2 separate regions of the Homo sapiens genome follow, and region 2 is linked to region 1. The links are chromatin contacts, found by Hi-C or POLR2A ChIA-PET in ENCODE. All regions are on one chromosome and are shown on one strand. Each heading gives the region's core, a stretch centred on a gene start or an enhancer-like site at or near the end of the contact. The rest is flanking DNA. Distances are from core to core; before and after follow the strand shown. Region 1 holds the start of ADA2 (adenosine deaminase 2). Region 2 overlaps CECR2 (CECR2 histone acetyl-lysine reader).

The links. Hi-C counts contacts between places; a loop is a spot of excess contacts on that map. ChIA-PET counts read pairs that join two places held with the same protein, here RNA polymerase II (POLR2A). Pooled maps may share reads with other maps.
Region 2: a pooled map shows a loop between it and region 1 (4-fold over the local background). The contact joins the enhancer-like site here to the promoter of ADA2 in region 1. A Hi-C loop is called at or near these places in 4 of 168 maps with a recorded cell type or tissue (heart left ventricle and heart right ventricle), 5 of 37 single-sample maps with no recorded cell type and 7 of 50 pooled maps. POLR2A ChIA-PET finds 5 or more read pairs at or near these places in 3 of 52 experiments (T-cell, activated CD4-positive, alpha-beta T cell and activated naive CD4-positive, alpha-beta T cell).

What each region holds. Positions count from the first base shown.
Region 1 is chr22:17,216,813-17,224,182 of GRCh38, forward strand. It overlaps ADA2 (adenosine deaminase 2), which reads right to left and starts at 2,623. Exons shown (of 10, transcript NM_001282225.2): 1 at 2,544-2,623. RefSeq lists enhancers at 2,000-2,360, 2,201-2,270, 2,281-2,410.
Region 2 is chr22:17,481,361-17,488,606 of GRCh38, forward strand. The region is part of intron 2 of CECR2 (CECR2 histone acetyl-lysine reader); the gene reads left to right. Among named protein-coding and RNA genes, the nearest start is that of SLC25A18, 79 kb to the right of the region's middle. Within about 2 kb of position 5,156, at least 3 of the 41 ENCODE cell types and tissues checked have a DNase peak (open chromatin) inside an H3K27ac peak, as active enhancers do.

The sequences.
Region 1 (7,370 bases), core at 1,373-3,872:
AATAAAATGGATTAAAGTTAAAATAAATAAATAAATAACAAATATAACCAGAGCACAAGATCATAAGACATGCTTCAAACTGAGAAAGAAACCAAAACAAAACACACAGAGATAAGGAACTGAGAGGAAACAAAGCAACACAGGAAATAAAAGAAAAACCTGAAAGAACTGTAATTAACATCCTTAAAGACATAAAACATTGTGTGTGTAAAACAGGAACAGGAGGTGATTAAAAAAATGAGAATTAGAAAGAACTTTCAGAAATTAAAAACAGCAAAGCCGAATGTTTAAAAATTTACTAGCAATATTAAAAATGAAGTTAAAGAAAATATTTTTAAAAGTAAAGCAAAATAGGAGAAAAGAAAATGAGATGATTATTGGTTGAAGAAATCCAACACCCAAATAACAGACATTTCAGAAGGAAAAAGAAAAAAAAAACAGGTGAAGGAAATAAGCCAATAAGGAATACAAGAAATTGCCCCAGAACTGACAGTCTTTAGATTGAGTACCTTGCACAGCACAGTCAATCATTCTGTGGCCACACCAAGGTACAGCATCTTGGTATTTCAGAGCATTAGCATTAGAAAGGATTATCAAAACTTGCAGAGAGCAGCCAGTTCAGGGTGGCAACGAGCAGGGACTGAAGGAAGGAAATGTATTCAGCATCTCCTCACACAAGGCTCTATGCTGCTCCTTTACCTGGGTTATCTATTTGAATTACATTTAAGAAGGGGCAGTGGCTCATGCCTATAATCCCAGCACTTTGGGAGGCTGAGGTGGGCAGATCACTGGTGCCCAGGAGTTCGATACCAGCCTGGGCAACATAGCAAAACCAAAATACAAAAATTAGCCAGGCGTGGTGTATTGAACCTGTAGTCCCAGCTATTCATGAGGCTGAGGCATGAGAAGTTCTTGAACCTGGGAGGCGGAGGTTTCAGTGAGCCTAGATTGCACCACTGCACTCCAGCCTGGGTGACAGAGCAAGACTCTGTCTCAAAAATAAATACGTAAATAAAATTTTTAAAATGAAAATAAAACGATTGTTTCTCTACACTTGAAAGTATGATACAGCATACTGGAACATGTCAAGACTGTAAATTAGGAGACCTTAGGAACAGCCTCAAATTAGTATCATTCTAACTGTGCAACCTTGGGCAAATCACTAACGTCTCCAGATCTCAGTGTCCTCACCTACAAAAAAGGTAACTTGGACAAGATCAGTGGTTTTCCAAGTGCAGCATGAATATCATCAGTGGCATAAATACAATCTTAGGTGGCTCACAAATGGATAGGGGTTATGTTGACAGATAGGTAATTTTAAAACATGTATTAGCACATCAAACCCATGATATCGTAACTATTATTGTTTTTGTTGAAAAATTTTTAAGTTAAAGAAAAATATTAAGTAAATAGAGGTGCAAGGATATGACAAAAATGGAAAGTTTGCTACTCATTAAATCATTTTAATATCCAAGATTCTTCCCAGCTCAGTTATTCTGTAGTACATCAGATAGCAAAGAAAATTTTAAGAAGGAACTAGTATCAGCAATATGCAGTTATGGCAGAAGCTGTACCCCCAAAATCAGAGTGCTGGACGTCAGCAGAACCCCTTTAACTTCATTAAGTCCTTGACTCTCTTTTTTGACCACGGTGTTTGCCTGCTACTAAAATCTCTAGGGCAGGAGCACGGTGACTTCTATGTCACCATCCCACCTACCCCATGCCACATTCTCCATCAACAGCCCCGCCCCTTGTCCCTGTCTCCCTGGTGACACATAACAAAGGCCATCAAGCTCCCAAATCTTCAACTCCATCCTCTCCAAGAAGGACCCCAAAAGCATTTGTGTCCCAGCAACTGTGAACTTTTCCAGGCTGCCAGACAGAAGTTTATCTAATGGTGGTCAAGACCTGCCTGGTTGAATACTAGTAAAAACAATCCTTATTCACAATTTATTGCTATATCTACTTCATCTTCTCTCCTCCACAAGATTTTCCTTTTACTTTTAAAAGAGGATGCATGAAAACTTCATAAAGTAGTTTGCTTCCAGACTAAGAAGAAAGGAGGCTGGGTGTGGTGGCTCTGCCTGTGATCCCAGCCCTTTGGAAGGCCGAGGCAGGCAGATCACCTGACGTCAGTCGTTCAAGACCAGCCTGGCCAACACGGTGAAACCCCGTCTCTACTAAAAATACAAAAATTAGCCGGGCGTGGTGGTGGGTGCCTGTAATCACAGCTATTAGGGAGGCTGAGGCACAAGAATGGCTTGAACTCGAGAGGCAGAAGTTGCAGAGAGCCGAGATCGTGCCACCACACTCCAGCCTGGTGACAGTGGAGTAGGCCACATGCATCTGTGGTCCTGAGTAAATGCCCTTGGGCCCATTTTCAAAAGCCTGTTGGGAGAAAGCCTGTTACTCCTCCACTGAGAGTCTCAGACCCAGCTCAGATGGAGACAGGGAGAGGTGCAGGTGGATCAAGCCCAAGCTCCGGACTTCCCAGCTACCTCCTGAACCTCATCATCCCACAGCTCCCAAAGGACCCCAGTTACCTCGGAACAGCTCCAGAAACTGAGGGCTGTTTGCTCAGCGCCCCAGCATCTGTGCAGAGCACCGGAAAAGCTCACCAACTGTTTCACTTCCTGTTGGGGTAGGTTTTATTTCCCTCCAGTGTGCACCAGGGATCCAACTAGAGGCCGGGGAGAGGGGCTCTGCAGTGCTGAGGCAGCCAGAGTGGCAAGTGTGTGGCTTACATGCATGCTTGCTGTGTGCATCTGAGTTTGATGTGGGGGGCTTGTGCGCATGTTCATGTGGGTGTTTGTGTGTTCGTGTGTGTTTCGGTTTATGTGCATGTGGGGTTTGTTTTTTTTTTTTTTTTTTTTTTTTTGTAGACAGAGTTTCACTCTTGTTGCCCAAGCTGGAGTGCAATGGCGCAATCTCAGCTCACTGCAGCCTCCGCCTCCCGGGTTCAAGCAGTTCTCCTGCCTCAGCCTCCCGAGTAGCTGGGATTGCAGGCGTGCGCCACCATGCCCCACTGATTTTTTGTATTTTTAGTAGAAATGGGGTTTCACCATGTTGGTCAGGCTGCTCTCGAACTCCTGACCTCAGGTGATCCGCCCACCTCGGCCTCCCAAAGTGCTGGAATTACAGGCGTGAGCCACCATGCCCGGCCGCATGTGGGTTTATTTGTGTTGGAGGGAGGGTGTGTGTGTGTTTGTGTGTACTGTGTCTTTGAAAGGTCCACAGCATGTTGGTTTTGGAAACAAGCACCGCAAAGAGGCACTCCAAAATCTGTTCATGAACTCTGGGAAGTTCTCCTTCCTCAAAATGTGATTGTGGACTGTGGGGCAACCCATTAGACAGAGAGTAAAAAGTAGCTATAATAAAATATATGTTTTAGGGGGGAAATCAGGGATGCGGGGACAGGACAGTAGAGGGGGCAGGAGGTAGGAGACAAGAGCTGGGGTGTGAAGAGGACCAGCAAGAACAACGCTCCAAGGGACAAGTGGAGCAGACAAGGCTCCTGTACCCAGGACGGTCAGAGTCAGACCTCGCTTTGTAGCTGGCCTTAGCACTGTAGCAGTGGGGCCTCGACCAAGTTGTTTCAACTCTCTATACTTCAGTTTCCTCATCTGAAAATGTGGATAATAAAAGCACCCACCACAGAGGGTCCATTGTCAGAATTAAAGGAAAAACACATGCAAAGTACCTGCCACATAGAAAGCTCTTGATAAATATTAGCCATGACTATTCTTAGAAGTAACTATTGGGATGCCTCATCCAAGCCAATTAGAAATGCAGACATGGGAGGCTACACCAGGGACCTCCATGTCACATGCATGGTCTAAAGACTCGATTGCACCCCACTCCTCCCCAGTCCCACTCAAATCTACCCCCAAGACCCCAAATCTACCCCCAAAAGCCCACGGCAGTTTCAGTTCTGCAGCTCCCATACATCTGGAGCCTTGATGCTCCTTTTTGTCATTTTCTCCAAAAAGTACCAAGGTCATTCATTTAATAAACAGGAAGAAATCCCAAAGTGAAAACACAGAGGGGTCAGGGATTCCCTCATCAAGAGTTCAAGACTAGGCTGGGCTCAGTGGTGCATGCCTGTAATCCCAGCACTTTGGGAGGCCGAGGCAGGTGGATCACAATGGAAGGGGTTCGAGACCAGCCCCTACTAAAATACAAAAATTAGGTGTGGTGGTGCGCACCTGTAATCCCAGCTACTTGGGAGGCTGAGGCAGGAGAATTGCTTGAACCCTGGAGGTGGAGGTTGCAGTGAGCTGAGATTGCACCATTGCACTCCAGTCTGGATGACAGAGTGAGATTTTGTCTCAAAAAAAAAAAAAAGAGTTTAACACTAATTTTTTGAAAGTTAGAGGAAGCAGAATGCACCGCAAGTAATAAGGAGAAACAAGATTGATTCCAGCGCCGCACAAAGGGAAACCACCAATTCTGAAAGTAAATCATGTGAAGGGTTTTTTGTGGGTTTTTTTTATACTTTAAGTTCTAGGGTACATGTGCACAATGTGCAGGTTTGATACATAGGTATACCTGTGCCATGTTGGTTTGCTGCACCCATCAACACATCATTTACATTAGGTATTTCTCCTAATGCTATCCCTCCCCCAGCCCCGACCCCCCCGACAGGCCCTGGTGTGTGATGTTCCCCTTGAAGGGTTTTTTTAAAGACCAGGTCAAAGCTAAAGATCAAGCTTTTCTTTCCAAACGCTTTAGCTAAAAGTAGGAGCTAATTTTCACATCTCCGAAGGTGGCTCCAGGACTCCAAGTCACACCTTGGCAAGGGTGTGGCAGCTGGCAGAGGACTGCAGGTCCTTGTCAGGCAGAACCTGCCGGGTTCTGGGGAGTGGAGACTCAGATCTTGAGGTGGAAGCAGAGACAAGAGCTGGGCACACTTACCTGGATGTGGGGTTGGGAGCGGTGAATCAGAGCCCAGTTAGATCCTGGAGGCTGGCAGCAGGCTCTGCAGAGGTGCAGGGGCACCTCATTCAGAAGGGGCCATTTATTGGCCCTCTGTGGCTAAAACCAGCTCCAAGCAGGACTTTTTATGGCTGGAGTCGCCTCCAAAGGGGCGTCGGCCTCCACTCAGGTGTGACTCTGAGCGTTGCCTAGCTGAAAAGGCGTGATGATAGGGAGCACACGTGAGGCCATTCGGGAAGAATATTTTGCCAAGTGCAGAGGCCGTAAAAACGTGGAACATGGCTCTGTTTTTTATGCTCTATTGAAAATGATCATCAGAAGCAGAAACTGGGCTTGTGTTCAGAACCTGAAAATCTGCAGGGCAGAAAAACAGGACAAAGGCATCTTTTAGTGACTGCAAAACTAAACCTCAACAGAAAGATGCCTGAAGAGACAGGTGGATTATGACCTCAGAATTGGAGACAGGAGAGGTTTTCAGAATTAAAGATCATCTATGGCTACACAAACATTTGAGAGGTATTTTCATTAAAACATCCCTTTCTTCACACCAATATCATGAATTATATGCTATGCACAACCTATAACAGAGTATAGCAGAGTTACCAGTGGTTTAAAGTGCTGCATATATGATTGTTATATGAGGTAAATAAGATTCTCTGACCCAGAGTTAAGAAAATGGAAATAATAATTGCTAAGGCATATTAAGAATTATATATGTATGTGTGTGTGTATATATATATATATATATATATATATATATATATATATATATATATAACATTTAATCCCTACAGCAATACATACCTATAAATGAGTATATACAAATATGTGTGTGTATGTGTGTGTGTGTATATATACTCATTTAATCCTTGCAGCAATCTTATAAGGTAGGGACTATTGCAATCCCCACTTGAGAGAGGCGTACCCTGAAGCACCTGGCAGTAAGGTAACTTGCCCAAGGTCACACAGCTAGTAACAAGCATAGCACGGCCTTGCAGGCCCAGGTGGGTTCCACCACACCGCTTTCCCTGGCAGCAAGAAAATGGAAGGTTTTTGAAGTAGTGGGGGAGTCACCGGGCACAAGGAAGCAGATCCCTGGAGGAACACACAATTAGCAAAAGTGGAGCCCAGGAATAGACGTTACCAGGCATAAGTGATTTTTCCAGACACTGGGAACTTGTGTTTTGAAACACCAAAGTATTTTTAGGAAGCAGAAAAGTTAGCTCTTTCATTGAACTGCTATGTGGTTTTGAAGAAAATGTCCTAATATCCATAAAACTCAAAGCTTTAATCTGCAAGAAGGAAAAAATGTCATGTGCCTCCTACTAAGTTTTTTTTTTCTAAGTAAGTTTTTTGTGTGTGTGTATGTATGAAATAATATATGTGAAAATTTTTTTTTGAGACAGAGTCTCGCTGTGTCACCTAGGCTGGAGTGCAGTGGCACAATCTTGGCTGTCTGCAGCCTCTGCCTCCCAGTCTCAAGCAATTCTCTGCCTCAGCCTCCCGAGTATCCAGGATTACAGGCACCTGCCACCATGCCTGGCTAATTTTTTTTTTGTATTTTTAGTAGAGACGGGGTTTCACCATCTTGGCCAGGCTGGTCTTGAACTCCTGACCTCGTGATCCACCTGCCTCAGTCTTCCAAGTGCTGGCATTACAGGCGTGAGCCACTGTGCCTGGCTGAAAATATTTTTAAAACTATAAAGCAACTATACAATTACACAGCATAAATGATTTTCATTTTTCTTTTTTTTTGAGAAGGAGTTTCACTCTTATTGCCCAGGCTGGAGTGCAGTGGCATGATCTCGGCTCACCACCACCTCCGCCTCCCGGGTTCAAGTGATTCTCCTGCCTCAGCCTCCCGAGTACCTGGGATTACAGGCATGTGCCACCACGCCTGGCTAATTTTTGTTTGTTTGTTTGTTTTGTTTTGTTTTGTTTAGTAGAGACGGGGTTTCTCCATGTTGGTCAGGCTGGTCTCCAACTCCCAACCTTAGGTGATCTGCCCGCCTCGGCCTCCCAAAGTGCTGGGATTACAGGTGTAAGCCACCGTGCCCAGCCCAGCATAAGTAATTTTCCTTGCACAAATCTTTCTAGTATTTTTTCTGGCTTCTTAGGGTGCAGTGAACATAATTTGATCTTTTTTGAGGACTTGGTATCATTATTATGAGCATTTATCATAATACTTTCTATTGCTATTGCATTATCACTCTATTTCCAATGCCAGTGAGGTGTGGAGCTTTGTTTGCCCCTGTCCTAAATGGCTTCAGACTGCTCTGCTTGTATGTATTTTTATATAATTTTTCTGTCCCTTCCTATGCAGTTCACTTGTCATTCTGGGTAGGTCTAAATTCCAGCAATCCTCTCCCTCTAATGCTTTACTTCTTGTGGTCTAGGGACTGAAGAACAAGATACTCCAACAGTACCAGTGAGAG
Region 2 (7,246 bases), core at 3,906-6,405, 270 kb after region 1:
AAAGTAACTTCATTTAGTTGTGCATAATTCGCCTCATCTATAAAATGGAATTAGTGACAATATTCAGTAAAGTTATTATGAGGATTAAACGAAATGATGAGTGAGAGTAATCATCATGAAACACTATGCCTAGTTCCTCCAAAGGCTCAGCAGAAAACAGATTTTGACTCAACCAAGTGTCTGTATCCTTTTCCGTTGTGGTTTGCATGTTTTAGAACAGGGGCCAGCAAATGTTTTTTGTAAAGGGCCAGATAGTCAATACAGGCATGCATCACATACTGTCATTTTGTTCAGTGGCAGACCTCATGTACGACAGTGGTCACACGAGGTTGTGATAGACACAAAAATTTTTATCCCCTAGAGATATTATTGCCCTTGTAACATGCTTGCACATGCATTACTCATGTGGTTATGGTGATGCTGGTGTAAACAAACCTAGTGCGCTACCAGTCATATAAAGACCTAGCACTTACAGGCCAGGCGTGGTGGCTCACGCCTGTAATCCTAGCACTTTGGGAGGCCGAGGCGGGCGGATCACCAGGTCAGGAGATCAAGACCATCCTGGCTAACACAGTGAAACCCCATCTCTACTAAAGATACAAAAAAGTAGCCGGGCGTGGTGGCGGCACCTGTAGTCCCAGCTACTCGGGAGACTGAGGCAGGAGAATGGCATGAACCTGGGAGGCGGAGCTTGCAGGAAGCCGAGATCACGCCACTGCTCTCCAGCCTGGGTGACAGATCGAGACTCTGTCTCCAAAAAAAAAAAAAAAAAAAAAAAAAAGGGCGTGGCATGGTGACTCACGCCTGCAATCCCAGCACTTTGGGAGGCTGAGGCAGGTGGATCACAAGGTCAGAAGATCGAGACCATCCTGGCTAACATGGTGAAACCCCGTCTCTACTAAAAATACAAAAAATTAGCCGGGCGTGGTGGCAGGTGCCTGTAGTCCCAGCTACTCGGGAGGCTGAGGCAGGAGAATGGCGTGAACCCAGGAGGCAGAGCTTGCAGTGAGCCAAGATCATGCCACCGTACTCCAGCCTGGGCGACAGAGCGAGACAAGACATAGCATATACCGTCATGTACACTACATAATAGTTGATAGTAAACAACTCTTACTGGTTTCTGTATTTACTGTGCCGTACTTTAAATCATTATTTTAGAGTGTATTCCTTCTAGTTTTGTTTAGTTTTTTTGACACGGGGTCTCACTCTGGCACCCAGGCTGGAGTGCAGTGGTGCAGTCTTGGCTCCCTGCAATCTCCACCTCCTGGTCTCAAACGATCTTCCCACTTCAGCCTCCCAAGTAGCTGGGACTCCAGGCGTGCACCACCAGGCCCATCTAATTTCTTTATTTTGGGGTAGAGGTAGGGTTTCATCATGTTGGCCATGATGGTTTTGAACTCCTTTTTTTTTTTTTTTTTTGAGACGGTGTCCTGCCTCAGCCTCCCCAGCAGCTGGGACTACAGGTGCCCACCACCACACCTTGCTACTTTTTTTGTATTTTTAGTAGAGACGGAGTTTCACCGCATTAGCCAGGATGGTCTCGATCTCCTGACCTCGTGATCCTCCCACCTTGGCCTCCCAAAGTGCTGGGATTACAGGCGTGAGCCACCGCGCCCAGCCTAGTTATTTTTAAAAAGTTAACTATAATATACAACAGCCTCAGGCGGTCCTTCAGAAGAGATTCCAGAAGAAGGCATTGTTACAGGAGATGACAGCACCGTGCATGTTACTGCCTTGAAGACGTTCCAGTGGGACAAGATGTCGAGGTGGAAGACAGTAATATTGATGATCCTGACCCTGTGTCGGCCTAGGCCGATGTGTGTGTTTTTGTCTTCCTTTTGAACAAAACAGATCAAATGTAAAAAACAAAAAATTTCAACAATAGAAAACAGCTTATAGAATAAGGATATAAAGAAGGCCGCCACACAGTGGCTCATGCCTGTAATCCCAGCACTCTGGGAGGATGAGGTGAGAGGACGGTTTGAGGCCAGGAGTTCGAGACCAGCCTGGGCAACATAGCAAGACTCCGTCTCTACTAAAAAATAAAAATAAATGAATTAGCTGGGCAATATAGCAAGACCCCTGTCTCTACTAAAAAAATTAAAATAATTATCTGGACATGGTGGTGCATGCATGTAGTCTAAGCTACTAGGGAGGTTGAGGTGGGAGGATCAGGAGTTGGAGGCTGCAGTGAGCTACGGTCCCTACTGCACTCTAGCTGTGGCTACAGAGCAGAAAAAAAAAGAAAAAAATATTTTTGTATAGCTCTAAAAAGTGTTTTAGGCTGTTATTACAAAAGAATCAAAAAGTTAAAAGTTTGTGAATTTTTAAATGTCATAGTAAGCTAAATTTATTATTGAAGGAAAGGTTTTTTTTAAAATAAACATAGTATAGCCTAAGTTTACAGCATTTAGAAAGTTTACAGTGATGTACAGTCATGTGCCAAGCCTTCACATTCATTTACTACTCAGTTACTGATTCACCCAGAGCAACTTTAGTTCTGCAAGCTGCACTCATGACAAGTGCTTTATACAGATACACCATTTTAAAAATCTTTTGTACCATGTCCTTACTATACCTTTTCTATGTTTAGATGTGTCTGGATCCACAAATCCTTAACATTCCATTACAGTGGCTTACAGTATTCAGTACAGTCAGGTGCAGTATAGGTTTGTAGCCTAGGAGCAGTGGGCTATGCCATATAGTCTAGGTGTGTAGTAGGCTCTACCATCTAGGTTTATGTAAATACACTATGATGTTTCCACAGCAACAGAATCACCTAACCATGCCTTTCTTAGAACATATCCTTTATGTTAAGCAATGCGTGGCTATTTTAGGCCCTCACTTGCAACAGAGTCTCACTCTGTTCCCCAGGCTGGAGTGCATTCGACCAATCCTAACCCATTGCAGCCTCAAACTTCTAGATTCAAGCAATCTTCCTGCCTCAGCCTCCTGATCCTGAGGAACTAGTGTTACAGGTGCACACCCACCTTGTATTTTAGGCTCTGTGTTGCAGGTAATCAGCTCTGTCACTATGAAAGCAGCCATAGGCAATACAGAAAAACCAATAGTGACTGTGTCTTATTAGAACTTTCTAATCACTGAGGTTTGACTTTTGTATCATTTTCACCTGCCAGGAAAGACTGTTTTTCTGTTGTTGTTTTTTTTAATTTTTTTTCCCCACCATTAAAAAATATAAAAACCATTATTATAGACTGTTTTTTGTTTGTTTGTTTGTTTTGTTTTGTTTTTAAAGGAGGTCTGGCGCAACGTCTCAAGCCTGTAATCCCAGCACTTTGGGAGGCCAAGGTGGGCGGATCACTTGAGGTCAGGAGTTCGAGACCACGTCTCTACTAAAAATTCAAAAATTAGCCGGGTGTATTGGCACACGCCTGTAGTCCCAGCTACTCTGTAGGCTGAGGCATGAGAATTGCTTGAACCTGGAAGGCAGAGGTTGCAGTGAGCCGAGATCATGCCACAGCACTCCAGCCTCTGCGACAGAGCGAAAGTGTGTCTCAACAAAAAAGGACATCAGGCCAGATTTGGCCCTCGGGCTATAATTTTCCGACTCCTGTATTTAGGAAGCTAGTTAACTATTCCAGTTCCACTGACTCAATCTAATCTTTAAAATTGAAATATAGAAGCCACATTTCCTTTCAACCGTACTCTCCAACCTGAGGTTTTTGCACTTACAGGACAGCATAACACTGTCTACTCATGGAAATGATACTGGCCAGCATGTCCTATGTCCTGGACGCTGCCAACTGCTTCTCAAGAACACTCATTTAATCCTTCCGACAGCCCTCTAATAGAAAGTCCTCTCCCATCCTTCCATCAGGGATGAGGAATTTGAGGCACAGAGAAGTTAAATAAATTGCCCAAGGTTACACAGCTGGTAATTGAGACAGTACAGATCTGTTTCCTAGACCTCCGACTCCTAACTGCAGCCCCGTGCTGTCAATGAGAAGTACAGGAGAAAAGTGTTAAGTAAAACAGTTTTCCTTGAAAACAGGATTTTTAACTCTTTGACATACTAAGGAAGCCTGTGAACCCCATCTAAAAATAATGTTTTGAAATCATAAGATTACACCCGAACCCAATTATACTGAAAAGTAGTGAAGTATTGGCCGGGCGTGGTGGCTCACGCCTGTAATCTCAACACTCTTGGGAGGCCGAGGCAGGCCGCTCACATGAACTCAGGAGTTCGAGACCAGCCTGGGCAACATGGTGAAACCCCGGCTCTACAAAAAGTATTATACAAAAATTAGTGGGGTACAGTGGCGCACACCTGTAGTCCCAGGTACTCGGGAGGCTGAGGCAGGAGAATCAGTGGAGCCCAGGAGGCGGAGGTTGCAGTGGAGATGGTGCCACTGCACTCCAGCCTGGGTAGCAGAGTGAGACCCTGTCTCCAAAAAAGAAAAGAAAGTAAAGTATTGAAGAATGAAATTTTTGATATAGTTAGTGTTGTATTCATCTAACAGCAGAGCTAATTTCCCAAAATTACTGTCTTCAGATCTCAGTGAGCATAAGTGCTATTTGGAAATATCTGCAGTATCTATATGATTTCAGTAGAAATCAGTTATTTCTGTGGACCTCTGCTTTAAAACGTGGGTTTTGTTTGTTCTGTTTTTGTTTTGAAGACGAGATCTCACTCTTCAGCGCAGTCTTGAGTGCTGTGGCGCAGTCATAGCTGACTGCAGCCTCCAACTCCTGGGCTCAAGCCATCTTCTCACCTCAGCCTCCTAAGTAGCTGAGATGACAGGCAGGCACCACCGTGCCCATCTAAAAGGGTTTTTAAATCCTAGATTGATCTGCAGTTCATAGTCAACAACTTAGACGTAAAAGGAACCTCATCATCAAGTACAGTTTATTTTTTTACCTGAGGAAGCGAAGGCAAAACAAAACTGGTATAAGCCTGAGAGACATCGAGAATAAAGTCTCAATTCAAATGATTTTTTCAGGAATTTGTTCATTTTGTTGCCAAAATAAAGTGGTATAAAGTGGTATTTTCCTGGGTGTAAGGCGTGGGGCTGGACTCCGAGGAGGCCCCCGTGATGCTGTGGAACCCTGTGTGCCTGTATGTGACACGCCACTGGGGGCGTGTCAGTCACATGCTAGTGTTCACTGTCACACTCTGGGGACGCCCCTTGCGGCTTGGATGAAGCGTCAGCCACTGGGAAAGCCCACATGGCTGGGAACGCGGGTGGCCTTGAGGAGCTGAGGGCAAGCCTTACTACAGCTGTGCATTCTCCCCAGGAAAAACTAGGCCATTAGAAAGAATGTTAGGCAAATAATGCAAGTCACAGAAGCATACACACCAGTGACTTATTAAGTGTAAGGCAAGGAGAACCAAATAAGGATACATATATATGGAAAACTTACGAAGAAGATCAAGTGAAAGCTTATCGCAATTCAGGAAAGTTATCATACCTGGTGAGCAGGGAGAAGACAGAAGGTATGAATAAGCGCGAGTGGTGATTCTCCAGCCTTACCACACAATCACCTAAGGGTGGTTACAACACAAATCGCTGGGCCTCACCAGCGTTTCATTCCGTAGGCTTGGGCTGGGGCCTGGGAACCTGCATGCTGTGCAAGTTCTGGGTGGTGCTGATGCTGCACGCTGCTGGTCCAGGACTTCGCTGGAAGGTCACTAATCTAAGGCATTGCTCACTTTCTGTTTTTCAGCTCGATGGTGAAATGTGGATTCTTCATTTTTGACAATTCTTTGCCTTTCTCTTTCAATATAAAACTTAAGCAGAGTTTTGATTTGATGCTAACACGTTCTTTGCAACACTACATACTTTTTCTTCTATATTCTCCCTGGAATTGCAAATCTGGTCAGTGGGTTTTATGGTCCTGTATCAATAAAAATACTTTAGGAATTTAACTAGTGGCTCTTTCAGCACTTTTGTTTTCCACTGGGAAGTAACCTGGCAAATTGAGCACTGGGTGGAAAATAGGAACTTCTGATTTGCTCTTCACTGTCAAAGTAAAGCTACGATTGAATCAAACTGTGTTTTGAGCTACGGTTTAAGCAGCGTAAAAATATTTTTCATTGGTTGGGCGCGGTGGCTCATGCCTGTAATCCCAGCACTTTGGGAGGCCGAGGCGGGTGGATCACTAGGTCAGGAGATAGAGACCATCCTGGCTAACGCGGTGAAACCCCGTCTGTACTTAAAAAATATAAAAAATCAGCCGGGTTTGGTAGCGAGCGCCTGTAGTCCCAGCTACTGAGGCAGGAGAGTGGTGTGAACCCGGGAGGCAGAGCTTGCAGTGAGCCGAGATCGCGCCATGCACAAGCCTGGGTGTCTCAAAAAAATTTTTTTCATTAAATACTCATGATGATAATACTTACTGCTAAAATGTTTTTCCTTTTGTCCGTACATCTTTAGTAGAGTGCTCTTTATAGAACGCAGACTGATTTGTGCTTCAGTATGGTCTTCACCCACTGTCCTGTGGCTTACACTCTTAAACGGTAATTCATCAACATTGTATATTCAATTTTTCATGTATTTATTTATTTATTTATTTATTTATTTTGAGAGAAGTCTCGCTCTTGTCCCCCAGGTTTGAGTGCAATGGCCTGATCTCGACTCACTGCAACCTCCACCTCCTGGGTTCAAATGATTCTTCTGCCTCTGCCTCCCAAGTAGCTGGGATTAAGGCACCCACCATCATGCCCGGCTAATTTTTGTATTTTTAGTAGAGACAGCGTTTCACCATGTTGACCAGGCTGGTCTCAAACTCCTGACCTCAGGTGATCTGCCCCCCCTTGGCCTCCCAAAGTGCTGGGATTACAGGCGTGAGCCACCGCACCCGGCCTCATTTAATTTTTAATTATGGATCTAGCATTGCGTAATAGATTCCCTAATTTAGATCCCTTATAAACAAACATTTAGTGTTTTGGGTTCTCTTTACAGAAATATCTGTCATCTTTTTGGAAATGACAATACTTCTGTTAAGTACGTTCATCGTGTCTTTTTTAACATAGGCCAGTGTTTTGTAACAAATGAGGGCACCACATAGTCACTATCCTACTGAAGAAAATAGACATTTCTGTCTTCCCAGAAAGTTTCCTTTGTAGTCAGTCTTCCCCATACCTACATTGTACACCTGGCAACCACTGACGACATTTTTATCACTATAGTTGGAGCCTAACCTGTTCTAGAACTGTATGAATGGGATCACACAGTGTGAAATGAACTCACATCAGCTTCTTTCATTCACATAGTGCCTGTATGATATT